2 separate regions of the Homo sapiens genome follow, and region 1 is linked to region 2. A link is an interaction called in ENCODE POLR2A ChIA-PET data of the cell type or tissue named here. Cell type or tissue: OCI-LY7. All regions are shown on one strand. Links, peaks and the distances in the headings refer to the core of each region. The heading gives the core; the rest is flanking DNA. Region 1 overlaps DDX54 (DEAD-box helicase 54). Region 2 holds the start of DTX1 (deltex E3 ubiquitin ligase 1).

Region 1 (12,552 bases), core at 3,554-6,053, 120 kb before region 2:
TGAACTCCTGACCTCAAATGATCTGCCCGTCTCAGCCTCCTAAAGTGCTGGGATTACAGGTGTAAGCCACAGCGCCTGGCCTAAACTTTTTATTGTGAGAAAATTTCAAACCAATTCTAAGATCAGAAAATAATATGATGAACCCCGGGTACTCGTTATCTAGGTACAACTGTTACCAGCTGATAGCTGGTCTTGACCTTCATCCGTTAGTTCCCCTTACATCCGGGTTATTTTGAAGCCTGTCCCTGCCATCCTGTTATTTTCCTGTAGATTTTTAGTATGTGGTTTGTTTGACTTCTTAAGATTGAGGCATGACCTGCATGTAGCAAGCTGTGTGAAGCGCTGTTAGCATGTGTGAGTGGCTCAAAGATTTTTTTCATATGTGTTATGCCTGTGTGACCCCCGCCTGGGTCAAAGCCTGGGGAGTCGCTGTGCCCCAGAAGGCAGTGGGGCCCCTTTCCGTTGGTGCCTGCCTCCCTGTCAGCTACACCTGGGTCTGTTATCTGAGGACATGGTTCACTGGGTTTCACTTACTCCACACACAGTTAACAACACTCCCTCTGTGCAGCTGCTGGGGTCACCAGTGAATAAGACCAAAATAGTAATTTTTAAACAGTTGTTTTTTTAGAGAGAGTTTTGCTCCTTTGGCCAGGCTGGAGTGCAATGGCATGATCATGGCTTACTGCAACCTCTGCCTCCTGGGCTCAAGTGATCCACCCACCTCAGCCTCCGAAGTACCTGGGACTGTAGGCACAAGTCATGCCTGACCATGCCAGCTCATTTTTTATTTATTTTAATTTTTTTTGTAGAGATGGTGTCTTGCTGTGTTACCCAGGCTAGTCTCGAGTTTCTGGTCTCAAGTGATTTTCCAGCCTTGGTTTCCCGAAATGCTGGATTACAGGCGTGAGCCACCATGCCCAGTTTAAATAGTAATCTGTAAAGAACAGCTAGCACTCTCATGAGTGTTCCATGTTGAGACTCTGTTCTCAGCACTGTATATACTGACTCATGTGATCCTCATAATAAGGCACAAAGAAGGGGCAGTTATTCGTACAGATGAGGAAAATGAGGCATAGAAAAGTTTGGTAACTTGCCCAAGGTCACACAGCTTGTTTGTAGCAGAATCCGGATAAGGCTTGTGCACTGAGGTGGCATTTGCAGCTTCCCTGAGAGGGCCCTCTGCACACATCATCTCTGATCCTCAGACAACCCTGCAGAGAGGTGGGAGGTGTTGTAAGCTCCATTCCTCCCCAAACTGGCATCACCCAGCAAGCTGGGATTCAGACCAAGGGTGCCAGACTCCAGAACCCGTGGTCTTGTCTCTGCACCTCAGTGCCCGTCCCCCGCCATGGTCTGGCTTCCTTTCCTTTCTCCTCCAAGTCTCCTTCTCACTTTGCTACCATCTTTGCTCTGAGCAGCTGCTGACGACCCAGCGGGTGAGCTGCGCCCACATCTACAGTGCCCTAGACCCGACAGCCCGCAAGATCAATCTCGCCAAATTCACGCTTGGCAAGTGCTCCACTCTCATTGTGACTGACCTGGCCGCCCGAGGCCTGGACATCCCGCTGCTGGACAATGTCATCAACTACAGCTTCCCCGCCAAGGGCAAACTCTTCCTGCACCGCGTGGGTAAGCAGCCCGTGGCTGGCCCTGGGGCAGGCAGGGGTGCCGGATCCTGGCAGAAGCCGAGGGTACAAGGCTTAACTCTTGACACTGCACATGGGGTGGCTGTGGGCCTTGTTTTAGAGACAGAGCCTCGCTATATTGCTTAAGCTGGTCTCAAACTCGCGATCGTGCCACTGCGATCCAGCCTGGGTGACGGAGCAAGATCTTGTCTCAAAAAAACCAAAAAAAAAAAACAACCCAATTATTCAGCTTATGGTTTTTTTGACTTTACAATAGCACCCATACAGCTGTTCTATTTTTTTCTTTCAGTACAGTATTCAATAAGTTACATGAGATACTCAACACTTTATTTTAAAATCGGCTATGTGTGGGATGATTTTGCCCAAGGGTAGGCTAATGGAAGTATTTGGAGCATGCTCAAGGCAGGCTGGCTGAGCTGCGATGTTTAGTGGGTTAGGTGCCGTGCGTGTGTTTTTGACGGCTATTGGGTTTATTGAGACGCAGCCCTTCGTAAGTCACGGAACAGCTGTGGTCTCATTTCAGAGATCACTGTCCCCCATTGCTCTCTGATGACATGGCCGTCATTTTGGTGTGTGTCCATTCTTCTGATGTTTCTATTTTAAGTTGTGGTAAAGTAGACATAGCATGCAATTCAGCATTTTGCCATTTCCCAGTGTGCAGTGGAGTGGCATTGAGTCTGTTCCCATTGTGCAACTGTCACCACCATCTGTCCCCAAAACTTTTTTTTTTTTTTTTGAGAGTCTTGCTTTGTACCCCAGGCTGGAGTGCAGGGGTGTGATCTCGGCTCACTGCAACCTTCACCTCCCAGGTTCTAGCTATTCTCTTGCATCAGCCTCCCGAGTAGCTGGGATTACAGGTGCTCGCCACCAGGCCCAGCTAATTTTTTGTGTTTTTAGTAGAGACAGGGGTTTCACCATGTTGGCCAAGGTGGTCTTGAACTCCTAACCTCAAGTGATGCATCTGCCTCAGCCTCCCAAAGTGCTGTGATTACAGGCGTGAGCCACCATGCTTGGCCCCAGAACTTTTCCATCTTGCAAAATTGAAGCTCTATCCGTCAGACAAAATCTCCTTATTCCCCTCCCGCAGCCCCTGGTAACTGTTATTCTACTTTCTTTGCCTTCTTTTAATTCATAAGTGTCATGTGGTGGGTGCACTTCCCCCTTGTTGCTGTCTGCTGTCCCCTAGTTTCTGTTGCTGTGTGGAGAGCTGGTTCTGCATGTCCCTAGGGAGGTCCCCAGGACGCCCCCAAAGGGAATTTCTTGTGCCTCACAAGACCAACAGTGCCGGTCAGACAACCTCAAATGAAATCTCCAAATGTCATAACACCTTGTTTTCCCAAGATACAGAGACAAACCAAAATATAATGCTATGTAGTGATTTAGGTACTTCATGCAAAATTGCAATCATATTGGGTGTTCTTTTTTATAACTGGCTTTTTGTTTTTTTCTTTTTACATCACCATACATCACGAATGTTTTTCGTTTACTATGAAATGTCATTCTGTGATGGGTTGGCACATCTTTTCTGTAAGGGGCTAGACATGAAACGTTAGGCTTTGTGGACCATACTGTCTCTGTCATAACTGTTCATCTCTGCTGCTGTCGTGTGACTGCTGCCTATTCATTTATATAGATAATATATAAACAAATGAGTGTGGCTGTGTTCCAATAAATCTTTATTTACACAGACAAGCAGGGGGCCGGGATCTCACTCTGTTGCTTGGGCTCTAGTGCTGTGGCATGATCATAGCTCACTGTAAGCTTGAACTCCCAGATTCAAGCAATCCTCCCAGCTCAGCCTCCCAAGTACTTAGGGCTACAGGCACACACCATCACATCTGGCTAATTTTCGTTTTTTGTAGACATGGGGTCTTGCTATTTTGCCCAGGCTGTTCTCGAACTCCTGGCCTCAAGTGATTCTCCCACCTCAGCCCCTCAAAGTGCTGTGATTACAGGCGTGAGCCACCAGCCTGGCCCTGTAGGCTGCAGTTTGCCCACTCTTTTCCTGAGCTGTTTAATTCCCACTGTGTGGCCATCAGCTAATTCACTTATCTAGTCCTCTACCCTTGAGACTTTAGTTTCCAACTTGGGGCTGTCCTAGTCAGGGCCACACTAAACCTCCTTGTGTGTGAATCTTTACATCTTTGCGGGGAATTCTCAAAAGTGGGGACACTGAAGAGTTTTGATCATGCTCATGAGCAGGGCCTTGCTGTATTTTTGCTAGTCTCCCAGAGCACTGTGTCAGCTTGGGCACACTCTCACAGATCAACCTAGGGACCGGGATTAAACTTCCCTGTGCGTAGGTGGGGACAGCAGCCGTGTGAGGTTCGAGGCTTGGCCAGGCTCACCTGCTCAGGGTCTGGCCTGTGGAACTCATGCTGGGTCCGGGTCCTTCTTTGCTTAATTAAGCTTGAACGTCTCCTTGCTGCAGGCCGTGTGGCTCGGGCTGGCCGAAGTGGCACAGCCTACTCCTTGGTGGCCCCTGATGAAATCCCCTACCTGCTGGATCTGCACCTGTTCCTGGGCCGCTCCCTCACCCTCGCCCGACCCCTCAAGGAGCCCTCAGGTGAGTGGAGGCTGGGTGGGGATAGGGGTCCCCGTGGAGTTCATGGGCCCTGTTTTGGCTGTGGGAGGAGGTAGGGCTGGGTTTGACCCCAGCAGAAGATGATTCCTTTTATTTATTTTATTGTATTTTATTTGTTTTGTTTATTTTTTGAGACAGAGCCTCGCTCTGTTGCCCAGGCTGGGGTGCAGTGGTGTGATCTTGGCTCACAGCAACCTCTGCCTCCCAGGTTCAAGCCATTCTCTTGCCTCAGCCTCCCGAGTAGCTGGGACTATAGATGCCCGCCACCACGCCTGGCAAATTTTTTATTGTATTTTTAGTAGAGACAAGGTTTCACCATGTTGGCCAGGCTGATCTCGAACTCCTGACCTCAAGTGATTCGCCCACCTCCCAAAGTGCTGGGATTACAGGTGTGAGTCACTGCGCCCGGCTGATTCCTTCTATTTTTTAACGAGACGGGGTCTTACTCTTGCTCAGGCTGGAGTGCAGTGGTGCGATCATGGCTCGCTGCAACTTCCAACTCCTGGGCTCAAGCAAGCCACTATGCCTGGCTAATCCCTCTATTTTAAACTCAGGATTTCCCACAACAATCCAGATTTCTGGTATCTACTGGGAAACAGTTGGATCTGGGTGCTAAGCTGTGGCACCCCCATTAGACAGGCTTCCTGGTCCCCTGCAGCCCCTGCCTGCCTCCCCTTCCTGTCAGTGTGGCCTGCCCAGCCCCTGCAGGCATCTAGTGTGTGACCCTATACTTGATGAGTTTTCAGGGGAGCGCAGCGGAGGGAAAGAGAGGCTGAGGCTCATTCAGACCAAGCCCACAGGACATTTTTAATTTATTTATTGAGACAGAGTTTCGCTCTTGTTGCCCAGGCTGGAGTGCAGTGGTGCAATCTTGGCTCACCACAACCTCCGCATCCTGGGTTCAAGCGATTCTCCTGCCTCAGCCTCCCGAGTAGCTGGGACTGCAGGCACACACAACCACGCCCAGCTAATTTTGTATTTTTAGTAGAGACAGGGTTTCACCATGTTGGCCACGCTGGTCTTGAACTTCTGATCTCAGGTGATCTGCCCGCCTCGGCCTCCCAAAGTGCTGGAATTACAGGCGTGAGCCACTGTGCCCAGCCGCCCACAGGACATTTCTGTATACATCCTAGAATGGGAATGCATGGGACAGACAATAGCAATCACCATGGCCTCCATCTGTGGGCCTCCAACTATGGGCCTCCACCTGCAGTCCTGCTGGTTCCCGGGCCCTGGACACATCTTGTCTCATTTGTCCATCTGTGCTAGAGGGAGGGCTGTCATCACCTCTGCTTCACAGATGAGAGAACGGCTCTGACAGGCCTACCCGCATGCACACAGCAGGGAGGTGGGGAGCTGAGATTCAGGCCCCCCCAGAGGCCCAAGACTCAAGCTCAGAGAGCTGAGGCGGCTTCCTCCGGACAGCCTAGCCAGTGGTCAGCAGAGAGCGCAGCCCTCAGAGCTCCGGGCCCCCTCTGCCTCGGCTGTTCACTCTTGGCTGCCAGTGGTGGTCTCTGTCCAGGCCACGGCCCCCTCAGGTGACCATGTGGCCCTGCAGTGTCCCAGCCCATGCCTGGAGGCGGCTGGAAAGCAGACACCATAGCAGAAAGTCTGGGGTCAGATGCAAGGGCACAGGAAAGGGCTGCGGGGCCTGGCCGGGGTGGGGGGCGGCCTGTGCAGTCACTGGAGGTGGAGGCCTCAGTCGGGCGCCACGCAGGGGTGAATTGGAAGGGGCGCCTAAAGGGCATTTCAAAGCATTTTCCTGGGGGCAAAGCTGAGAGTGCAAGGGCCAAGGGAGGGAGGTGCAAGCACAGCCCCACCTGGCAGCCCCAGGGGCCCAGTGACAGGCAGGAGCAGGAGGAAATGGACCCTGCGCCCAGGGCCAGAGGCAGCACGCAGCCCCGTACAGGCTCTACAGATCTGCAGCCTCCTGGGTTGAGAGCTGTGCATGGGCGTGGGAGGGGCAGAGGGAGGGAAGGAGCCTCCCCCAATGTCCAGGCAGAAACCACCCCCGGTGCAGTTAGCTTTTAGGGAGAGACATCCTGCATTTGCTCCAGAGCTAGCCAGGGGTCAGCAGGGCCCAGCACCTGCTTAATCTGGAGAGATGGGAAGAGGGCAGGCTCCTGACCCAGTGCAGGGTTCGGTTTCCGACCCTGACCCTTACCACGTGCCCCTTGGCAAATCTCTAAACCTCCAGGAGCCTCAGTTTCCTCCTCTCTAAAAGGGACTCATCAGGGCCTTTCTTGCAAGATTGGCCAAATGTTGGTAATTAACGCTGGGTGATGGGCCCATGAGGTCCATCATGCTCTTCCCTCAGCTTTTTGTTTTTCTTTTGTTGTTTTGCTTTTTTATTTTATTTCATTTTATTTTATTTTTTGAGAGGGGCTCACTCTGTCACCCAGGCTAGAGTATAGTGGCACGATCACAGCTCACTGCGCCCTTGACCTCCTAGGCTCAAGCAATCCTTCCACCTCAGCCTCTTGAGGAGCTGGGAATACAGGCAGGTGCCACCATGCCTGGATAATTTTTTAATTTTTTGTAGAGATGGGGTATCACTATGTTGCCCAGGCTGGTATTGAACTCCTGCACTCAAGCGATCCTCCTGCCTTGGCTTCCAAAGTGCTGGGGTTACAGGTGTGAGCCACCATGCTTGGCTTACTGTTGTATATATTTTGTAGTAAAAAGTTAGAACATGACGACAAAAGAAAACAGGTACTTTCCTCATAGGTTTGGTGTGAGGTAAAGGAGATGATGATGATGGACTCAGCACAGTGCTTACACATAGGAAGCCTCTGTCCCCGGCATCCTCTGCTCTTAACTGTTGCTGTTACTTATTACCATAAGTATTGCTGTTGTTAGTATGGACTCTGCCTAGATTGAATCCTGTCTCTGCAACTGACTCATTTGACAGTCCTGGTAGTAATTGAACCTCGCTGAGCCTCAGTTTTCTTATCTATAGAACAGGGTTGCTGTGGAAATTGAATTTCTAATGCTGGAGTCAGCAAAGTTGCTGTTGTTTGTTTTTTGTTTTTGTTTTTTTGTTTTTAAGAGAGACAAAGTCTTGTTCTGTCACCCAGGCTGGAGTGCAGTGGCACCATCACGGCTCACTGCAGCCGTGAGCTCCCAGGCTCAAGCGATCCTCCTGTCTCACCCCCTGAGTAGTTGAGAGACTACAGGGGCACACCACCATGCCCGGCTAATTTTAAAATTTATTGTAGACATGGAGTGTCACTACATTGCTCAGGCTGGTCTCCAATTCCTGGCCTCAAGTGATCCTCCTGCCTCAGCCTCCCGGAACTCTGAGATTATAGGCATGAGCCACCGCACCCGGCCAACAAAGTTTTTTTTTTTTAGAGCCGGATAGTACATATTCTAGGCTCTGTGGGCTGTGTGATCCAGGGTGGCTCTTCAACCCTGGCCTTGTAGTGCAAAAACAGCTGGAGACCATGCGTAAGCAAGTAGTGAGCTGTGCTCCCGTAGAGCTATTTCCAGAAGCAGCAGGCAGCTGGCCGGCCGGCCGCAGTTTGTTGACCCCTGTCAGTGTATTCAAGTGTCTGGCTCTCTAGCTCCTCCCTGAGTGCTGGTGTTCTTTGCAGTGATTATTTTGTAGCCATTTACCTGTGATTCAGGGGCCAGGGTGAGGCCCAAGAGTGGTGGTCGGGCAGTGGACAGGCGGGCCAGGCTGAAAGACCTCTGACAAGGTGCTGTGTGGGGTGCAGGTGTGGCCGGTGTGGATGGCATGCTGGGTCGGGTGCCACAGAGTGTGGTGGACGAGGAGGACAGTGGTCTGCAGAGCACCCTGGAGGCATCGCTGGAGCTACGGGGCCTGGCCCGCGTTGCTGATAACGCCCAGCAGCAGTATGTGCGCTCACGCCCGGCGCCCTCGCCTGAGTCCATCAAGAGGGCCAAGGAGATGGACCTTGTGGGGCTGGGCCTGCACCCCCTCTTCAGTGAGTCCTTCTACAAGGCAGGGGGTGGCAGGTGGGCCTTGCTGACCCCACCCACAGCCTCACACCTTGCTGCTTTCCTACCAGGCTCGCGTTTTGAGGAGGAGGAGCTGCAGCGGCTGAGGCTGGTGGACAGCATAAAGAACTACCGCTCCCGGGCGGTGAGTGGGGCCGGGTGGAGACCACGCTCTGAGTCCTGGCTCTGTGGAGCCCAGAGACAGATGGCCTGTGGCCTGGGGTCACACAGTGACAACGGTGGTGCCAGGACTCAGATTGCACTCCTGACCCCCAGCAGGACCCCAGCAGGGATTTTCATCTGAGCTTCTTATAGCTTCTTAACCTGCAGCCTTGGCTCTGACAACCTCTCTTGAGATGCACCTTGTTCTGGAACCATCCCTGCTGGCTCACAGCAGGTCCTATGGGGCAGCCATTCCCTAGCACTTACAGATGGCTCACAAGGGGAAGTGACATGCTTCTGGTCTGTTAGAGGCCTGAAGAGCTGGCTTTCCTGAGCTTCTTTCCCTCCTTCCCAACTGTTGACTCCCATTAGGCACCCCATCTTGTGCATATGGAAGGGGATGCACAAAAGGAAAGACCTACTGAGGAGTGAGTAAGCCTGCCAGCCAGCTAGGATCAGGAGAGGAGCTGGAGAGAGTGTCATGTTTAAGAGCACCGGTTTTGAAGTCAAATGGACTTGGGTTGACAAGCTATGCCTTTTCCTAGCATGTGACCATGGGCTGGTTACTCACCCTCTCTGGGTTTTTGTTTGTTTGTTTTTGAAACAGGGTCTTGCTTTGTCACCCAGGCTGGAGTGCAGTGGTGCAATCATGGCTCACTGCAGCCTTGACCTCCTGGGCTCAAACGATCCTCCTATCTCAGCCTCCTGAGTAGCTGGGACTACAGGTGCATGCCACCACACCCAGCTATTTTTTTTTATTTTTTGTAGAGATGAGGTCATGTTGCCTAGGCTGCTCTCAGACCCCTGGGCTCAGGTGATCCTCTTGCCTCAGCCTCCCAAAGTGCTGAGATTACAGGCGTGAGCCACGGTGCCTGGCCTGGGTCTCTCTGTGTTTTTGTTTGGTTTTGTTTTTGAGATGGAGTCTCGCTCTGTTACCCAGGCTGGGGTGCAGTGGTGCAATCTCGGCTCACTGCAACCTCTGCCTTCTGGGTTCAAGTGATTCTCCTGCCTCAGCCTCCTAAGTAGCTGGGACTACAGGTGCCCACCACCACACCTAGCTAATTTTTGTATTTTTAGCAGAGATGGGGTTTCGCCGTGTTGGCCAGGCTAGTCTCGAACTCCTGACCTCAAGTGATCCACCCGCCTCAGCCTCCTCAAGTGCTGGGATTACAGGCATGAGCCACTGCGCCTGGTCTGGGTCTGTCTATCTAATTGTGAAGTGCAGATAATGGACACTGGGGAAGACTTGGGGAAGAACGCCCATAGGAAGCCCACCAAGTGGTAAGGGTGGGGTTAGGAGTAGGAGGCCAGTGGGCAAAGGACTGGGTGTCCCCTCCACAGACTATCTTTGAGATCAACGCCTCCAGCCGAGACCTGTGCAGCCAGGTGATGCGCGCCAAGCGGCAGAAGGACCGCAAGGCCATCGCCCGCTTCCAGCAGGGACAGCAGGGGCGGCAGGAGCAGCAGGAGGGCCCAGTGGGCCCAGCCCCGAGCCGCCCAGCACTGCAGGAGAAGCAGCCTGAGAAGGAGGAGGAGGAGGAGGCGGGAGAGAGTGTGGAGGTACAGGTTCCACCCTGGGGACCCTGGACCTGGGGTATGGGGAAGGGGTGGCTAAGTCCCAGCAGCCCATGAGGCTGTCCTAGGATCTTTGAGCAGTGGATGGAGGTGGATGCAGTCAGCTTCCCATCTGCAGAGTCGGGGCATGGTTCTTGTCCACCATCCCTCGTTTAAAACTCTGGGGCCAGATCTTTAGCCTGAGGAGCTGTGCACGACATGACACCCTCAGTGGGGTCCGGGGCATCACCAGCCACCAAACACATCAGGGCTTCTGCAGTGAGACGTGTAGGTCTCCACTCAGAGGGAGGACCATGAAGTGTCCCATTCACCTGGTGGGTGGGTCCTGGGCCTGTGCGTCCCCCAGGATGTCCCTCTCTCATGTTTTGTTTGGACAGAGGGTTCAGTAGCCAAGAAGACCAGTTGGAGACCCCTGGCCTAGTCCATGTTGTTCAGAGCAGGCCAGGCGCAGAGAGGGGCAGGGCCGGCTGTCACATAGCCTGGGGTGCGGAGCTGGAATGGGGAGTTGGGTCTCCCTCGGCCGGCACTCTCCTCCTCACCCAGCTGTCCTGCCTCTGCTGGTCCCTGAGGCAGGGGTTGCACTGTGTGTGCAGATGAGGAAACTGAGGGTCCCACAGGAGACACTGTCACCCAGCTAAGAAATGGCAAAATGAAGCTTTGAAAGTCCCCGAGAAGCCACTGGCCCCTCACTGTGGCCAGGCTGGTGGGTAGGGAGGCAGGGGGAAGTCCCCAGGGGGCAGCAGGCATGACACTGGGCCTTGGTCTGTGCTCTGCCAGGACATTTTCTCAGAGGTCGTGGGCCGGAAGCGGCAGCGGTCAGGACCCAACAGGGGAGCCAAGAGGCGGAGGGAGGAGGCCCGGCAGCGGGACCAGGAATTCTACATCCCCTACCGGCCCAAGGACTTTGACAGCGAGCGGGGGTGAGTGGCTGGCTGGGTCCTGGGTGGGGCAGTTGGGTCCGCTGGGTCCCATCAATCCAATTATGTCTCCCACTCTCCCTCTGCAGCCTGAGCATCAGCGGGGAAGGGGGAGCCTTTGAGCAGCAGGCAGCTGGCGCTGTCCTGGACTTGATGGGGGATGAAGCCCAGAACCTGACGAGGGGCCGGCAGCAGCTCAAGTGGTGAGTGATCGAGTGAGCCGCCCCTCCATGCTCGGGGTGAGTGACCGAGTGAGCTGCTCCTCCGTGCCTGGGGTGAGTGATCGAGTGAGCCGCCCCTCCCTCCATGCCCGGGGTGAGTGAGTGAGTGAGCCGCCCCTCCATGCCCGGGGTGAGTGATCGAGTGAGCTGCCCCTCCAGGCCCAGGGTGAGTGAGAGAGTGAGCTGCCCCTCCATGCCTGGGGTGAGTGAGCGAGTGAGCCTCCCCTACCTCCATTCCCTGAAGTGAGTGAGCGAGTGAGCCGCCCCTCCATTCCCTGGGGTGAGTGAGCGAGTGAGCCACCCCTCCAGGCCCAGGGTGAGTGATCGAGTGAGCTGCCCTCCATGCCAGCAGGCAGGGTGAGCTCCCTGAAGTCCTCACTCCCATCTGATCCTGCACAGCCCAGATTATGGCCTGGCTGTCCCCCATGTGACCACTCACAGCAGGTGTGATGGCCCCTGGCTGTGCTGTCCCCTTGATTTGATCACACACCACAGAGATCTTGACCCCGTCTATTCTTTTTGCTGGCAAGTCTTTCTAGACAGGGCTCAGGACCCATTCGTTCAGGACTCTAGCGTCTGGAGAGTGTATGTGACTCAACCCAGGGTCACAGCTGGGTAGGGGGAGGGGATTGGAAACCCTCCAGGAGGCCCTTGTCCCTGAGCCAGGCCCCAGTGCTGGCGGCAGTCCTCTGACCTCCGCACTCCCTTTTGAGACCTGGACTGCAGGGAGAGGTGAGGAGGGATAGGGAAGAAGCCTTTATTGAGCGCCAACTGCATGCCAGACATGGCTGCACTGCTTTCCTTTAATGCTCCAACAACCTGACAAGAGGGTCGGGTGAGGAGACAGGCCCCAAGCGGCAGCCGGCACTCCAAGGGTTTCCCTCCACGGCAGCCGTCCCAACTCCCTCTCCTGCAGGGACCGTAAGAAGAAGCGGTTTGTGGGACAGTCAGGACAGGAAGACAAGAAGAAGATTAAGACAGAGAGCGGCCGCTACATCAGCAGCTCCTACAAGCGAGACCTGTATCCTGAGGGGCGTGGCTGGGGAGGGGCGGGGCCGAGGAGCTTCAGCAGGAGCAGCTTCAATTAAGTGGAACCTGGGGGCGGGGGCGGGGGCGGGGAGGAGGGGGCGGGGCTGAGCGGCTTAAGCAGCCGCATCTCCAATAGATGGGACCTGGTGCTGGGGGCGGGGCCGAGCAGCTTCAGCAGCAGCATCTCGAACTAGTGGGACCTGTGCTGGGGGCGGGGCCCAGCAGCTTCAGCAGCAGCATCTCCAGTAAGTGGGGCCTGTGCTGGGGGCGGGCCCAGCAGCTTCAGCAGCGGCATCTCCAATAAGTGGGACCTGGTGCTGGGGGCGGGGCCGAGCAGCTTCAGCAACAGCATCTCCAATAAGTGGGACCTGTGTGCTGGGGGCGGGGCCGAGCAGCTTCAGCTGCGGCTGGGATAACGGAACTCTGTCTGCTGGGGCAGTGTGGGGAGGAGCCTT
Region 2 (16,465 bases), core at 8,142-10,641:
CCCTTCCCTGTAGAGCCTTCTCCGATAAAGGGTGCTGCCCTGGAAAGCAAGTGTCTCTCTTATGCCGGAGGAAACAGCTCTAAAGTCCTTGGCCCCCTCGGCTGGCTCAGGTAGGGAGTGAGGCAGCCGCCCCTGTTCGAGGTCCAGCCTCTTCCGTGTTGTCTCTTGGTCCCTCTTCCCCGCCAGACAGGGCCTGTCACCCAGGAGGCCTGGGCCACAGCCTGCTGCTCCTGCGGCTCTCAGCCAGCCCTTTGCACTCCCAACTGCGTCCCAGACCCTGCGCCCGGCTTCAGTGGGGCTTCTCGCCTCCCTCCGGTCTGGGCCCCCTTCTCCGACGGCTCCTGCCGAAGGGGGCGTCCCTGCCCCCTTGTTCCCTCTCCACGGTGTCCTGGAAGGCCTGGGTGGCCGCAGAACGCACGGGGGAGGGGTGCGGCGTGGACCCTCGGGCGGCGCGCCTGGACTGCGGCTCCGGAGCTGGGCTGGGGGACGAGGGGGACGAGGGGGGCGGGGGCCCGTGGGCACGCCCCACCCCACTCGTGCTCGCGACCTGCCAGGAGACAAGAGGGGAGAGGGCCCTTTAAGAGGAGAGCGCAGCACCCCCTCCCCCCTTCCCAGGAGAGCATTCGGCTGAGAACAATGGGGAACCGAAGGGGGACAGCAAGGGGGGCGTACGGGGTCGCCCCGCCCGCTTTCCCTTGGGGCAGGCCTGGAGGGAAGGCAGGGGCCGGGGGCGCGGTTTTCCGAGACTCTCCGCCTGGGGGGCGCCCTCCTTGGCTCCCGGAGCCTTCCCTTCCCCCGGGGCCCTCGCCCTGCCGGGGGGATGCCGGGTGCGCTGGGGTGCGCCGGGAAGCACGGGGATGCGCGGCGCTGCAGGCGCGGCCCAGGGCCCCTCGGGGGTCGCGTCGCGGAGGGGGCGAAGCCAGGAGCTGGATCGTCTCTGCCTCCCGCCCTGGGGGTAACAGCCCCGCTTCCCCAGCCCAGACGTCCCCGAGCCGCTCGCGGGCCCCCAGCGGGAGCCGGGGGTGGGGTCCCTAAGCACCCGCGTTCTCACCGCCTCTCTTCGTCTCCGGCTCCGGCTCCGGCTCGCGCTCCAGCACCGCCGCCTCCTGGGCTCCCCCCGGAGTGGGAGGGAGCCGCGGTCCCGCCTCCGCGCCCGTTCCCTCCCAGGCCCCTCGGCCGCCGCGCCGAGCTTTCCGCGCGTGGACAGACTGCCCGGCCGACGGACGGACGCAGGAGCCGGCTGGCGGCCGCCGGGATCTCGCGGGTGGGAGGAGGCCTCGGCCGTGCTCCGGGAGGGAGAGGGGAGGGGGCGGAGGAGGAGGAAGGGGAGGAGACAGATCTCGGCCCTGAGCGCCACCGGCGCTGACACGCGAGTCTCGGGGCGCCCCAAATCCTCGGCCAGGCCCTCCCGAGACCCCAAGGGGCCTTCTGACCCCAAGCAGAGCGTGAGGCAGGGAGTGGGATGTTTAGGAGTCACCGGCTTGAATCTTTGTCATCTTTATTTCCAGTCTCCCAGTCCAGGGCCTGGCACTGAATAGGTGCTCAATAAATGCTTGAATGAATGAATAAGATCCAGAGACTGTCTAAAGAAAGATCTTGAAGCATTCAGAGCTAGCCTCCTTTCCTCCTCTAACTATTCCTGGGGGTGGGAGGGTGCTGACAAGGCCTGATTCAGACTCAGTTGGAACCGTGGAATCTGAAGAGTACAGATGAGGAGACTGAAGCCAGAGAGAGTAAGAGCCAGGCCCAGGATCACAAAAGCTTAGAGCGATGCCCAGACACCAACCCCGATCTGAATCTCCTGCCAGTACCCAGTTCCCAGCCCTGAGCCCACTTCCCCCAAAGCACCCACCTGCTCCAGGTGAGAGGGGTGGGACCAGGGGAGGGGACCCTGGCCAGGAGGTGAGATCCTGGAGGAAGAGAAGGGCAGGCCCTCTGCCATGTCATTCACAGCCACCTGCAAACAACTGGTGCTCAATAAATGGTGGGTGAGCATTGGTTGGATGGAAGGGAAGGCTGGAAATGGCAGCGGCTCAAGTGTTAACGGGATGGCCAGTCCCCCTGTCCTCCAGCAAGCTGGATGCGGCTGAGACACACATTGGCTGGGAGGGGGGTGGACCACCTGGGGCCTGGGGGTGTTTAGATTGGGGAAGATGAAGGATGCGTCCGGGAACTCCAGCCTGGGTGGCTGACGGGGGTCAGTGGCCTGTTTGGGCGCCTGCCCAGAGCAGCCCACGCCTGCCTCCCCGGGGCAGATGGGGATACACTAGGCAGGGTCAGGGGCAGGCTGCTCAGGGGTGCTTTCCCAGAATCCAGCTCTGGCTCTCCGGCCAGCTGGAGGGACCTCCCCTCCCCAGGCCCCTGCTCTGACCTGCAGCCCAGTGTTGGATGGGCTTTTTCAGATTGGGTCAATGATTCTGCTTGCTTTCACCTGCTGTAGACTAAAGAGAGAGGCTTTGCATAGGGCAGGGCCAAGTCTGACGATACTCCCACAGGATCACTGAGTTCTGGGATTTTAGCCTAGGGTCCCTGGATGGCCTTCTGGGGTCCATGAAGTCCCCCTCTCCCATTACAGGCAAACTTGTGTGTCTAGGCATTGTGTGTCTTGTATGTCTGGGAAGAAGGGCTCTGGCTGTCAGCAGATTCTTCTCACAGGAGACTGTGACTGAACGGATTCAGAGCAGGTGCTCAACCAGCTTATGTTGTAGAAGGATCTGGGGATCCCACAGTGGAGAAGAGATTGGCTCAAGGTCGCATGGTGATTTAGCAGCAAATTGGAAAGAAGAACTCGTGTCTCTGGACTTCCTGTCGAATGCTATTTAAGGTCTGATTAAATGTCACCTCCTCCAGGAAGCCTTTCCTGAATTCACCCCATCTTCCTCTGTGTTCCTTTGCCCATACCTTGACATGACACCCTGTATCACAATTAGCCTCTTAAATGAAATCTGTCCCTGCTAGAGTGAGATAGCCATCATATTCATCTTGGTGTGGTGTGGCTGGTGCCCCATTACATAAGGGTGTCATTTACTGAGTGCCTATTATGTGCCAGGCACTTAAATAATACTTACTACTCTTCATAACTGCCCCACAAGGAAGGTAATGTTGTCCTCATTTTACACAAGGAAACAAAAAACCTCCTGAAGCTCAGAAAGGCTAAGTAGCTTACCCAAGTTCCCACAAGGAGTAAGTGGCAGAGCTAGGGTCTGAGTCCCAAATGCTTTTGCACCTCCCATAGCACCATGCTGCCTCTGTGTTTGTTGAGTGACTACTGGATGGCACCCAGCTGAGGATCTGGTGCAGAGTGGCCCTTAATGGCCCCTCTCAACTGGGTTTGGAACATCTGGGAATGCAACACTCTGCTCCCAGGGAACTTGGGGAGAAAAGAATTCCAAGGAGAGGGAAGGAATTTGGCCACCAAGGAGCCCACAATTCATGGGAGGGATGGCTCAGATACCAATGGGGAAGTCAATAGGACAAAAGCAAAAGCAATCAATCATGAACTGTTTTTTTTTTTTTGGTCCATTGAGGCATTTTATTCATATGAATTTATTACATCCCTAGAAAAACAATCCCAGGATTTTCCCTCCTGTGTATTTTTGTCTTGCTTCCTTGCAATCCCTGATACCAGCTGAGGTTGTCAGGACAATGAAACCAAAGGGGATAGGGGTACCATTTTTCTAGATCTTTGAGTTGCACATCAAACTGGGGCTTGTCACTGTACACTTGTTTAACCTGCCTGTGAGGTCCACAGTGATTTTTCTAGCTCTGTGATTATTGATGATTGCAAATTCACTGATGTAAACTAAACTTCATCATCACACTTAGAAACTAGATGATGATTTTGGAACACAACCTAAAACAACCTGGTATTTGCTTCTCTTCTCAGCATGTTGATGCTATTGAGAACACTGGCCAGGACGTTCACATGCACCATTATAGCAGCTCAGAAAGATGGCAGAAAGAGACCAACTCATTTTTTTTGTTCTGCCATCCACCATCCACTTATCCATCCACCCGTCTATCCATTCATCTATCCACCCATCCTCCATCCATCCATTCCACCCATCCATCCACCCACCCACCCACCCACCCACCCATCCATCCAGTCATTCACCCATCCACCCACTCATCCATCATCCATTCATCCATACACCCACCCACCCATCATCCATCCATCAATCCATCTATCCATTTATTCATCCATTCATCTATACATTCATGTATGAAATTTCCCACCTTCCTTGCTTCCCTTCCTCCATCTCTCCCTTCCTTCCTTCCTTCCTCTTTTTATTTTTATTTTTTTAAGATGGAATCTTGCTCTGTCACCAGGCTGGAGCACAGTGGCGCAATCTCAGCTCACTGAAACCTCTGACTCCCTGGTTCAAGTGATTCTCCTGCCTCAGCCTCCCAAGTAGCTGCAATTAGAGGCACGTGCCACCACGCCCAGCTAATTTTTATATTTTTAGTAGAGATGGGGTTTCACCATGTTGGCCAGGATGGTCTTGATCTCCTGACCTCATGATCCACCTGCCTTGGCCTCCCGAAGTGCTGGGATTACAGGCATGAGTCACCGCACCCGGCCCCTTCCTTCCTCTTATCCACTTATTCATCCATCCATCCATCCATCCATTCATCCAAAAAATACCAGATGCCCTCCTATGTGCCAGGCACTGGGCTACGTGCTGAGATAGAGAGCTGACACCAGCAGCATGGTCCCTGCCCTCCTGGGTCTCAGAGTCTAGTGAGGAAGTCGGACATGAATCAAGAATCACACAAAGTCTAATTCCAAACTTTTGCAAAGACTATGAGGGAAAAGTACAGGATATCGTGAGGACATCTAACAGGGGTCTTATCAGGTCTAAGGAATCAGGGAGGGCTTTTCAGAGGAGTTGATGTTTCAGCCACTCCCTGAAGGATTCATAGGTCTTAATGTGGCTGAGTGGGGTAGGAGGGGGAATGATTAAATCAGAGGAAACAGGGATGTGCAAAGGCCCAGAGGTGGGAAAGCGCTTGGTGTGTTAAAGCAACAGAAAGGAGACCAAGTAACCACTGAGAAAGAAGAGGGGTGAGCCTGGGGCCAGAAGAGGCAGAGCTACCATGCAGGGCCTTATAAGACCCAGTGTGGGTTTGCAATTTTATTCTAAGAGTCATGGGAATTACTAAAAATTTGATGTGATTTGATTTGTGTTGGAAAGAGCCTGGAATTAACTAGACTTTATTGAGTACCTACTGTATGTCCAGCCCTGGTCTAGGTACAGGAGAGTCTGGAAGGGGACACAAAACAAGATGAGTAACACTGAAGACCGTATTAGGGGCATGTGCATTAGGGTATGAGCCCTGGGAGACACATGCCACCCCTGTCCCCAGCCTGTGGAGCCGAGTGAGTTAGGCTTTTTTGAGCCCTTCTCTCCAGCCCTCTACATTCTTCTGTGCAGACCAGCTGTGACCTCCCCTTCAGCAGTTGAGAAAAAGTTTAAGTGGAAAACAGGAAACAGAGTGAGAAGGACTGTTTGGGTGTCTCTGGGGACTGAAATGGGGCCCCTGGAAGTCAGAGTGTTCCTTGGGCCTGTAGGACACTGGTGGGGTGCGAGTGGTGAAAGGTCTTTTGCTGCCTGCTGAGAATGGGCAGTAGAATTGGAGAAGCCTCAGAAGGGTGACATCCACAGCCGGCTTTGCTTAGCGAGGAGGGTCTGCAGGCCCAAGGTTAAGGTGGGCACTGCTCTCGTGGCCATGTGTGCAGGTCATGGTTCCTGGGAGCAGTGTCTCCCCATCACCAGGCAGAGGCTGGTTCCAGGTGAGCACAGATTCATCCCAGGGTCTTGCTCTGAAATTCACATACAGCCGGAGTTGAAAGCAGCTTGAGCATCTATGGGCGAGATGGTGAGATGAACGCCCTCCCCACCCCAGAGCACTGGGTCCCACCCTGGATTCATGTGAGAATCTCCTGCAGAGTGCATACAAATTACCCATGTCCAAGCCCCACCCTCAGAAACTGATGTAGTTGGCTGGGGGGTCCAGGTATTTGTAGGCTTTGGCCAATGGTTCTTTCCCTGGATTTAAGGGATTAAAACTGAGAGATGGTTGTCAACCTGTCTCTAGGTAGTTGGGCTAATCATATGTGATATTGCGAGCTTTTAGGGCCCATTTAGAGCCATCCATTTATTCATCTAATCAGATGATGTTTACTGAGCACCTGCTATGTGCCAGATACCATTCTAGGCACTGAAGATACAATGATGAATAAAAGACATAAAACGCTTGCTCTCCTAGAAGCTGACCTTCTAGGTGGCAGGAGAGAAAAAGTAAATAAATGCACAAATATAGAGTGCATCTTGTAATGTAAGTGCAGTGGAGAAAAATTAAGCCCTCTTAGACATTACTGGTGGGGACGTGACTTGGTGCAACCATGTTGGAAAACAGCCCGGCTTTATCTCTGATAGTTAAGCACATATACACCCCATGGTCCAGCAATTCTACTCTGGAGTATGGACCTTGGAGAAATTCTTGCCCATTCACAGCAGGAGTCCCATAGAAGGATGTTTATAGCAGCTCTGTTCACAGTGGTCAAAGCTGGGAAATAACCCAAATGCCCATCTGGAGAGAACAAATGAATAAATTATGGTTTAATTCCCACGATGAAATATTACGCAGCACTCAATACGAAGGAACTATACAGCCACACGCCGTAATATGGATGGATCTTTGAAATAGAATATTCAATGAAAAATGTCCTGTTACATAAACATGATTCCCTTTTTATAAAGTCAACGGCAACTAAAATTATGGGCACACATATGCGATAATAAACTGTATGAAGGGAAACAAGGGAAGAATAAATACAGGATTTAGGATGAGGATTAAGAGGGCAACGTGGCGCCACAGGTTGGGGGGCCATATGGTAAGATGTAAATCACTGTCAAGATCCTAGCTTTTGTTTGGGTAGTGGTTTCACAGGTGTTTATTACATTCTTCTTCTTTTTCAAGAGACAGGGTCTCGCTCGATCGCTCAGGTTTCAGTGCAGTGGTGCGATCACAGCACTCTGCAGCCTCCAGTTCCTGGGCTCAAGCAATTCTCCTGCCTCAGCTGGGGCTACGGAAATGTACCACCATACTTAATTATTTCATTTTATTTTTGTAGAGACAAGGTCTCCCTTTGTTGCCCAGGCTGGTCTTGAACTCCTGGGCTCAAGTGATCCTCCTGCCTTGGCCTCCCAAAGTGCCGGGATTACAGGTGTGAGCCACTGTGCCCAGCCATTCTTAAAATTAACCAGTTAATTAAAAGCTGATGAGAGCATTATTAACCCCCTTTTTTGTGGACCAAGATTAAAGAAATAAGCGAGTAAGCAGGGAGGGGCTAGATCATCCAGATCGTGCTCAGGGTGGAGATATGATTGCCGTTTTTTCTGTTTTTGAGACAGGGTCTTGCTCTGTTGCCCAGGCTGGAGTGCAGAGGCACAATCACAACTCACTGCAGCCTCAACCTCACTTGCTCAATTGACCCTTCCATCTCAGCCTCCCAAGTAGCTAGGACTACAGGTGTGCACCACCACACCTGGCTAATTTTTGTATATTTTGTAGAGACGGGGTTTGGCCATGTTGTCCAGACTGGGGTTGCAACTTTAATCAGCTTGTCAGGGAAGGTACTACCCAGGTGACATCTGAGCCATGACTTGAAGGAGAGTAGCGAATAAGGGGAGATCTGAGGAAGAGGGTACTGGGTAGAGGGCACAGCAGGTACGAAGGCCGCTAGGTGGCAGGGTGCTTGACATGCTGTAGGAATGGCAGGGAGGTCAGTGGGCTGGAGGAAGTGAGTGCAGCCATGTGAGAAGCAGGCGTAGGGAGGGAGAGAGATGGAGACACGGGGGAGAAGAGAGGGAGAATGTTTCCTGCGTTTCCCAAGGGGTTCTTCCCAGCGACTGGCTATTCAACTTTTCCTTAGGTTCCATGAGGCACCCCAGTTTCCTTGAGGTGGTTTAATGGGGTTTCTATTACTTGTAAGCCAGTGAGTCCTACCTGGTGAAATCACTGGCCCTGTGGCCAGAAGATCATGGTGTGAGTTTCTTCAAGAAAGATTTCTTAAGAGAAACTGCAAACTGGAGGGTTGGTGCTCGCACAGCAGAAGCCCCTGGGAGATGGAAGGGGACCCAGGCGGCATCGGCTAAGGGGTATGGAATAGCAGTTAGCCCATTCATGGAGTGATTTCTAGGTACAGGGATTTTATTACACTCTTCTTTTCTTTTGAGACAGGGTCTCGCTCTGTCACTCAGACTGGAGTGCAGTGGCATGATCTCAGCTCACTGCAACTTCCTCCACCCAGGTTCAAGTGATTCTCTTGCCTCAGCCTCCCAAGTAGCTGGGATTACAGGCATGAGCCACCATGCCTGGCTAATTTTTGTATGTTTAGTAGAGACAGGGTTTCACCATGTTGGCCAGGCTGTTCTCAAACTCCTGACCTTAAGTGATCCACCTCGGCATCCCAAAGTGCTGGGATTACAACCCTGAGCCACCTTATTATGCTCTTTTAATCCTCCCAACAACTCTGACAGGCATTATTACAGATTTTACAGGTGGGGAAACTGAGGCAGTAGAGGTTGTGGCATACACAGTGAGTATTTGAGCCTGAAAACCCCAGGTCTGGCTGACCTCGGAGCTCTTGCACCTGGGATATGAGGTGTCTGATCTATTTCCATTGTGGTGTCCCTTTGTCTTTGGGGACCACAGTTTCTCTCCTTTATAGTGTGGGTGGGTGGGTCCTTGCCTCCTGTCCTCTCTTCCCCAGCTCCTGGGCCATCGAGAAGGCCTATGAGCAGCCAGGCGAAGTGGGAACACTCAATCTGGAATTCGCTGTGTCTCCAACGTGGAGAGAAGGAACCCAGAGAAAGAACGGGGTTTAGAGTTAGTGTGGCCTGGGGTGTGGTGGAAGTTTAGTGTGGCTAGGGGACTAAGAGAGGGAGTTGGGGGGAGGTGTGTTTGTGTGTGTGTGTGTGTGTGTGTGTGTGTGTGTGTTGCTTATGCAGAGCTGGTTCATTTGGGGAAGGGTGGGGGGAGCAGAAAAGAGAGAGGAACCCTAGACCTTTTCCTCCCTGTACAAATCAACCGCCTGAGTCCAGCAGGCAGGGCCGGGAAATGAAATGGGAGCGTGTGTATAGAACGCCCCCTAGTGGTCTATTTTGGTCCCTCGTTCTAATGCTGGAGACATTTCCAGATAATTTATTTTTAATTTTTTTGTTGCAGTAAACATGCATACCATAAAATTTACCATCTCAATTCTATCTAAGCTAAGTGTTAAGCATATACACATTGTCTTACAACCGATTTCTGTACTTTTTCATCTTGCAAAACTGAAACTGTACCCTTTAAACAAGAATTTTCCCATTTTCCCCTCCCTCCAGGCTGTAGCACCCACTGTTCTACTTTCTGTCTCTAAGAACTTGACTAGTCCAGTACCTCCTATAAGTGGAAGCATGCAGTGTTTGCCTTTTTGTGCCTGGCTTATTTCACTGAGCGTAATGTCCTCAAGGTTTCCCCATGTTGTAGCTGTGTCGGGATTCTCTTCCTATTTAGGGCGAAGCATATTCCACTGTAGGTATAGACCACATTTTGTTATCTATTTGTTATCTGTTCATCTGTCAGTGGACCCTTGAGTTGCTTCTACCTGTTGGTCATTGTGAATAGAGCTGTTATGAGTATGGGTGTACAAATATCTCTTCCAGACTTTGTTGTCACTTCTTTTGGGTGTATCCCCAGAAGCGAGATTGCTGGATCATATGTGCTAGACTGAACTCCCCGCTCCCCTTTTCATATGTTGAAGCCCTCACCTGCAATGTGACTGTATTTGGAGATAGGGCTTTTAGGAGGTAATTAAGATCATAAGGGGCTGGGCGCTGTGGCTCACGCCTGTAATCTCAGCACTTTGGGAGGCAGAGATGGATAGATCACTTGAGGTCAGGATTCGAGACCAGGCTGGACCAACATGGTGAAACCTCGTCTCTACTAAAAATACAAAAATTAGCCAGGTGTGGTGGCACGCTCCTGTAGTGCCAGCTTCTCCGGAGGCTGAGGCAAGAGAATCCCTTGAACCCTGGAGAGAGAGGTTGCAGTGAGCCAAGATCGCGCCACTGCACTCCAGCCTGGGTGACAGAGTGAGACTCCTTTTCAAAAGAAAAAAAAATCAAAAGGGGTCATAAGGATGGAGTACTAACTTGATAAAAATGGGTAGCCTTATAAGAAGAGGAGAGACAGGGATCTCTCTTTCTCCTTCCCTGTGCATACAGGCAATGAGGAATGGCTGTGTGAGGGAGTATCAAGAAGACAGCAGCCTGTAAGCCAGGGATGGGGGTCTCACAAGAACCAGACCATGCTGGCACCCTGATCCCAAACTTCCAGCCTCCAGAACTGTCGGAAGTAAATTTCTGTTGTTTAAGCCACCAGTCTATGATATTTTCTTTTCTCTTTTCTTTTCTTTTCTTTCTTTCTTTCTTTCTTTCTTTCTTTCTTTCTTTCTTTCTTTCTTTCTTTCTCTCTCTGTCCTTCTTTCTCCTTCCTTCCTTCCTTCCTTCCTTCCTTCCTTCCTTCCTTCCTCCCTCCCTCCCTCCCTCCCTCTCTCTCTTTCTTTCTTTATTTTTTGACAGCCTTGCTTTGTCTCCCAGGCTGGAGTGAAGTGGTGCAACCTTGGTTCACTGCAACCTCCACCCCCCGGGTTCAAGCGATTCTCCTACCTCAGCCTATCAGGTAGCTGGGACTACGGGTGCACGCCAACACGCCCGGCTAATTTTTTGTATTTTTAGTAGAGATAGGGTTTTGCCATGTTGGCCAGGCTGGTCTTGAACTCCTCACCTCAGGTGATCCACTCACCTTGGCCCCCCAAAGTGCCGGGATTACAGGTGTGAGCCACCACACCCGGCCTGATATTTTCTTATGGCAGCCAGAGTGAATACAATATAGTAATTCTATTTTTAATTTTTGAGGAACTGTCATACTGTTCCCAGAGCATTTTACAGGCCCACCGAGAGTACACAGGGTTCCAATGTTTCTACATCCTCACCAACACTTGTTATTTTCTTTCTTTTCTTTTATTAAAATAATAGTAGCCATCTGAGTGGGTTTTCCAGGTAGTTTTTCTCCCAGCCACCAATGAGGCCTCCTGTGTGCCCAACACCAGGCTGAATATGTCACATGCCCAGTGGTTAGTATCATTCCCATTTTACAGATAAGGACACTGTGGTTTGATGGGACAAGTAACTAACTCAGTGTCACCAATGAGTAAGTGCTGCATGCATCACTGGCTCCAAGTTGGATTTCTTGACTCTAAAGTCAAGAATCCTAATGGAAATCCTATTAATCTTGGTGATGATGGTGGTGATGATGACAAGTAGCAATTACAGAGCATTACTCCTGTGACTGGCACTGTCCCCAGCTCCTTACAGACATTTTAATGGATTTAATCCATAACAACCCTATGTGATGTCTACTATTAAGTTCTTCATTTTACAGATGAGGAAACCGAGACATGGAAAACTCAATTTGTTTGTTCAAAGTCATATGGCAACTAAATGGTACAACCAGGATTCTAACCCAATATCCTATTCTGCCTTCCTATGGGCACTGATGGCTAAAGAAAATCCTACCTACCAAAATCTAAATTCCCCCAAAGTAAAAATGAGGGCGACAACCTTTGCTTCAGTGAAAGCATCACCGCCATAATTCTCCTGGCTAAAGGGCTTCATCCTCATGCTGTTTTTGTTGAGGATGTTTTAGTTGAGTTTGAGAGAGCCTCAGATTGACCTGAGATGAACTCTGGGACCCTAGGAGTCAGTGTGTAACCCTGGTCTCCTACGGAAAGCCCCAAATCAAGTTTGAACCCTGGCTCCTTTCCTTTTTTTTTTTTTTTTTGTTAAAAATTTTATTTTAAATTAATTTGGGAGCTTATAGAGAACTTACAAAGAGTACAATAAATTCTTTATACCTTTCACCTGGATTCCTCAAATGTTAACCTTATATTTGATTTCTTCCTCTTCCTCCTCCTCCCCCTTCTCCTCCTCCTCTTCTTCCTCCTCCTCTTCTTCTTCCTCCTCCTCCTGCTTCTTTTCTCTCTCTCTCTCTGTATACACACACACACACACACACACACACACAAACACAATACATGGATATATAAAATTTTCTGAAACATTTGAGGATGAACTGCATACACTATACCACTATACCCCCTAGTGCTTCAATATATGTATTCCCTAATATAAGGAAATTCTTTTACCTGACCACAGTACAATGATCACAATCAGGTAATCAAAATACAATGACCTAATCTATAGCTGTTATTTGTATTTTGCCAATTGTCCCAATAGTGTCCTTTATTGATAGCAAAATAAATAAATAAAAAATCCAGGATCATGCCTAGCACATAGATGGTGCTAGACCATCTATCTCAACCAACATGCCTGTCGAGGCAGAGGCATAAGTGAGCCCAGCTAAGACTGGCACACCTGCTTGGCTGACCTGTAGATTTATGAGAGATAATACCTGGTTGTTGCCTTTAGTCACTTAGTTTTGGGGTGGCTTTTCAAGCAGCAATAGAAATGATAGAGCAGGTGCACTAACCAGGATGCTTGGGCTGCAAATAACAGAAAACCCAACTTAGAGAGGCTTAGACCATGAGGACACTCTTATTCTTCATGAGGAGTCCTTAGGTCAGGAGCATCCCCCCGCCATCCCATCCCAAAGCCATTATATGGGTCAGGGTTTTCCAGAGAATCAGAACCAATAAAATGTGTATCTCTCTCTCTCTGTAGCTTCCTTCCTTCCTTCCTTCTTCCTCCTTTCTTCTTTCCTTTCTCCCTCCCTTGCTTCCTCCATTCTTTCCTTTCTTCCTCTTTCCCCTTTCCTTCTTTCCTTCCTCCCTCCTTCCCCCACTCCCCCTCCTCCTTCCTTTTCCCCCCTCCATCCTTCCCTCCCTCCCTTCCCTTCCCTTCCTTCCTCCCTCCCTCCTTCCCTCCTTCTTTCCTTTCTTTTTCCCACACTCCCTCCCTTCCCTTCCTTTCCTTCCTTCCTCCCTCCCTCCTTCCCTCCTTCTTTCCTTCTTTTCTTTTTCCCACACTCCCTCCCTTCCCTTCCCTTCCCTTCCCTTCCCTTCCCTTCCCTTCCATTCCCTTCTCTTCCCTCCCTTTCTTCCTTCCTTCCTTTCTCCCTCCCTCTCTCCCTCCCTCCTCTCTAGGAATTGAATTACATGATTTCAGAGGCTGGCAAGTCCAAATCTGCAGGACAGGCTGGAGACCCAGGGAAGAGCTGATGCTTCAGCTTGAGTCATAAGCAGTCTGGAGAGATAATTTCTTCTCCCTGCGGGGACCTTGGTCTTTTTCTCCTAAGGCTTTAACTCATTGGCTGAACCCACCCATGCTATGGAGGATAATCGCTGTACTCAAACTCTACTGTTTCATATCTAAAAATACCTTTACACCAACGTCTAGACTGATGATTACCAAACATCTGGGCCCTACAGCCTATCCGAGTTGACTTTTAAAACTAACCATCCCAGCCATCAAAGTTCTTCTGCTTTCCATCCCTGACATGTTGATATTTCAGAATTAGCATTGTCATCTCAAGGTCACAAGATGGCTGCTGAAGCTCCAGAAATCACAACCTCAAACAGCAGCATCCAGAGCAAAAGGGAAGAAGGAAGATTGAAAAGGTCTTTTCGTTTCCTGACCCATCTCTCTCTCTCTCTCTCTCTCTCTCTTTCTCTTTAGAGACAGGGCCTCATTCTGTTGTCCATGCTGGAGTACAGTGGCATCATTATAGCTCACTGCAGCCTCCAGTTCCTAGGTTCAAGCGATCCTCCTGTCTCAGCCTCCCAAGTAGCTGGGACCTACAGGCATGCACCGTCACATCCAGCTAATTAATTTTTTTGTTTGTTTGTAGAGATGGGGTGTGGCTATATTGCTCAGGCTGGTCTGGAACTTCTGGCCTCAAGCAATCCTCCTGCCTTGACCTCCCAAAGCGTTGGGATTACAGGTATAAGCCTGGCTGCATCTCTCTCTTAATAGAAAGACAGTCTTCCTAGAATCTCTTAGCAGAATTCTCTTTATGTTTAATTGGCCAGACTGGGTCACATGTCCCTCCTGACCGTGCACTGGCAAGGAGGCACAGGATGCCAGGATTGGCTTAGACCAAGCAAGACATCCCCTGGGACTGGGTGGAATTTGGGGGGCAAGGTAAAAAGGAGGAATGACTGCTAGGTAGGCAACCAACAGTGTTGGTGCATAATTAATGCTGTTTAAATATTTGGGGAGGGAGCAAATGGACGCCTGAACCTTAGTAGAGATGAAGGTCCCATAGAGGAAGGCACTCGTGGAGGGTTGACTTGGGTCTTCTTAGTGTCAGGCTAATGGTTGGTTTGCCCAGCGCCCTTGAAGATGAACAGGCTATCTGGGGGACTTCACCTTATTAGGTAGGTGGGGTGACCCAGTGGCAGTGGAGGAAGTGGCCGTCACCAGCTGCTGTCCTCTGGGTTGTGACAATCTGATCCTGTCTCACGGCCTCCCAGCCTGGCCTCCAGCCAAGTGGCTGACACCTGGCCAGCCATCTGTCGTCCACCTAGAAGCTAAGTCTGCAGGGGGACACCACAGAGGACACACCAGTAGATTTCCCAGCATGGCGCGGGTGGGGGAAGAGAGGAAGCAGGGAGGGCTCTTCGTCCCAAAGCTAACACCCAGAAAGAGGTCAAGGATATGCGGAAATGGACTTAAAAATTCAATTCTCTTTTATAGCACACTTTCCAAACCTTTACATATTTATTAACTTGTTTAAGTCTCCCCACAGGCAAGGGAGGCAGGGACCACTCTCCTCATTTTTTTCTTCTTTTTTCTTTTTTTTTTTGAGATAGAGTCTTGCTCTGTCACCCAGGCTGGAGTGCAGTGGCGCAGTTTTGGCTCACTGCAATCTCTGCCTCCTGAGTTCAAGCGATTCTCCTGCTTCAGCCTCCTGAGTAACTGGCGTTACAGGCACATGCCACCACGCCTGGCTAATTTTGTATTTTTAGTAGAGATGGGGTTTCACCATGTTGGCCAGGCTGGTTTTGAACTCCTGGTCTTAAGTGATCCACCCGCCATGGCCTCCCAAAGTGCTGGGATTACAGGTTTGAGCCACCGCGCATGGCCAACTCTCCTCATTTTATAGCCAGGCAATGGAGGTGAGAAAGTCAAAAGGCCTTGCCCAAGGTCACCACATGAGTCTCGTCTTGCCGATGGAACACATGACCAAACCTTGCAGCTTAGAACAGCACAGGTGTGTTACCCCACATTTCCGGAGGCCAGAAGCCCTAAAGTCAAGGTGCTGGGTTCATTCTGGAGGGTTCGGGGGGAATCCTTTTCCTTGCCTTCTTCCAGCTCCTAGAGGCTGCTCCAGTTCCCTTATTCCTTGGCGCAGGGCCCCACCTTCATCTTCACAGCCAGCAGCACCCTCCAGTCCCTTTCCCTGCTTCCGCTGTCACTTTTTTCTTCACTCTGATCTTCTGCTTCCTCTTAGAAGGACCCTCCCTCTTATAAAGACCCTTGTGATGACACTGGGCTTACTTGGATCATCCAGGATCATCTCTCATCTCAAGACCCTTAGTCACATCTGCAAGGCCCCTTTGCCGTATGTGTAGGTGTGGGGATGAGGATGTGCGCATCTTTGGGGGCCCTTATTCAGCCTATCACGGCTACCTGGCTGAGGACTGGCTGAGACCTTCTGAGCCTCTTCATTGCTCCTTTGCTCCCAAATCCCCCACCCGCTTCACCAGGGCTGCAGTCATTGACCAACTCTGTCTGAGGTTGCATGCCTCAGTGGCAGCATTTTAGTGAATCCTGCACTTGCCCTTTTTTTTTTTTTTTTTTTTTTGAGACAGTCTTGCTATGTCACCCAGGCTGAAGTGTAGTGGCGTGATCTCAGCTCACTGCAACCTCTGCCTCCCGGATTCAAGCGATTCTCCCACCTCAGCCTCCAGAATAGCTGGGATTACAGGCATACACCACCACACCCAGCTAATTTTTGTATTTTTAGTAGAGACGGGGTTTCACCATGTTGGCCATGATGGTCTCGATCTCCTGACCTCGCGATCCGCCCACCTCAGCCTCCCAAACTTCTGGGATTACAGGCATGAGCCATTGTGCCCAGCCGCCATTCTTAGTTAAGAAGTGAGCATGTGGGCCCCAGAGTCTGACTGTCTGGGTTGAAATCCTGGCTTCAATGCTTTGTGGCTGTGTGACCTTGGATAAGTTACTGCACCTCTCTGTGCCTCTGTTTTCTCATCTGTAAATGAGAGTGAGATAATAGGTACCAGTCCCATAGGTATAGGGTGTGAGGATTAAATGACTTCATGACTGTTGCGTTCTTAGAACAATACCTAATTCAGAATGACCTCAGTTAATGTTAGCTAGCTTAAAAAAAATTAAACAAAAACATTATTGGCCGCGTGCTGTGGCTTACT

What was found. Peaks named below come from ENCODE experiments on the same cell type or tissue, not always from the same donor. Only the 100,000 strongest peaks of a DNase experiment are listed, where the experiment ranks them.
Region 1: POLR2A ChIA-PET joins it to region 2 with 12 read pairs; 9 of 35 experiments call an interaction of 5 or more read pairs at or near these places.

Annotation. Positions count from the first base shown.
Region 1 is chr12:113,161,430-113,173,981 of GRCh38, reverse strand. It overlaps DDX54 (DEAD-box helicase 54), which reads left to right. Exons shown (of 20, transcript NM_024072.4): 11 at 1,419-1,629; 12 at 4,078-4,212; 13 at 7,950-8,180; 14 at 8,265-8,338; 15 at 9,697-9,915; 16 at 10,708-10,850; 17 at 10,937-11,050; 18 at 11,985-12,089. Among named protein-coding and RNA genes, the nearest start is that of MIR7106, 8.5 kb to the right of the region's middle. In OCI-LY7, for the core only: no CTCF peak of the experiment used is centred there; no DNase peak of the experiment used is centred there; H3K27ac peaks cover 729 bases.
Region 2 is chr12:113,041,531-113,057,995 of GRCh38, reverse strand. DTX1 (deltex E3 ubiquitin ligase 1) reads right to left here and starts at 1,266. Exons shown (of 10, transcript NM_004416.3): 1 at 1,052-1,266; 2 at 1-547. It also overlaps the pseudogene RPS15AP32. RefSeq lists enhancers at 1-28, 7,830-7,999 and a silencer at 9,068-9,187. In OCI-LY7, for the core only: a CTCF peak has its summit at 9,188 (motif pointing left); a DNase peak (open chromatin) is centred at 9,105; H3K4me3 peaks cover 745 bases; H3K27ac peaks cover 2,295 bases.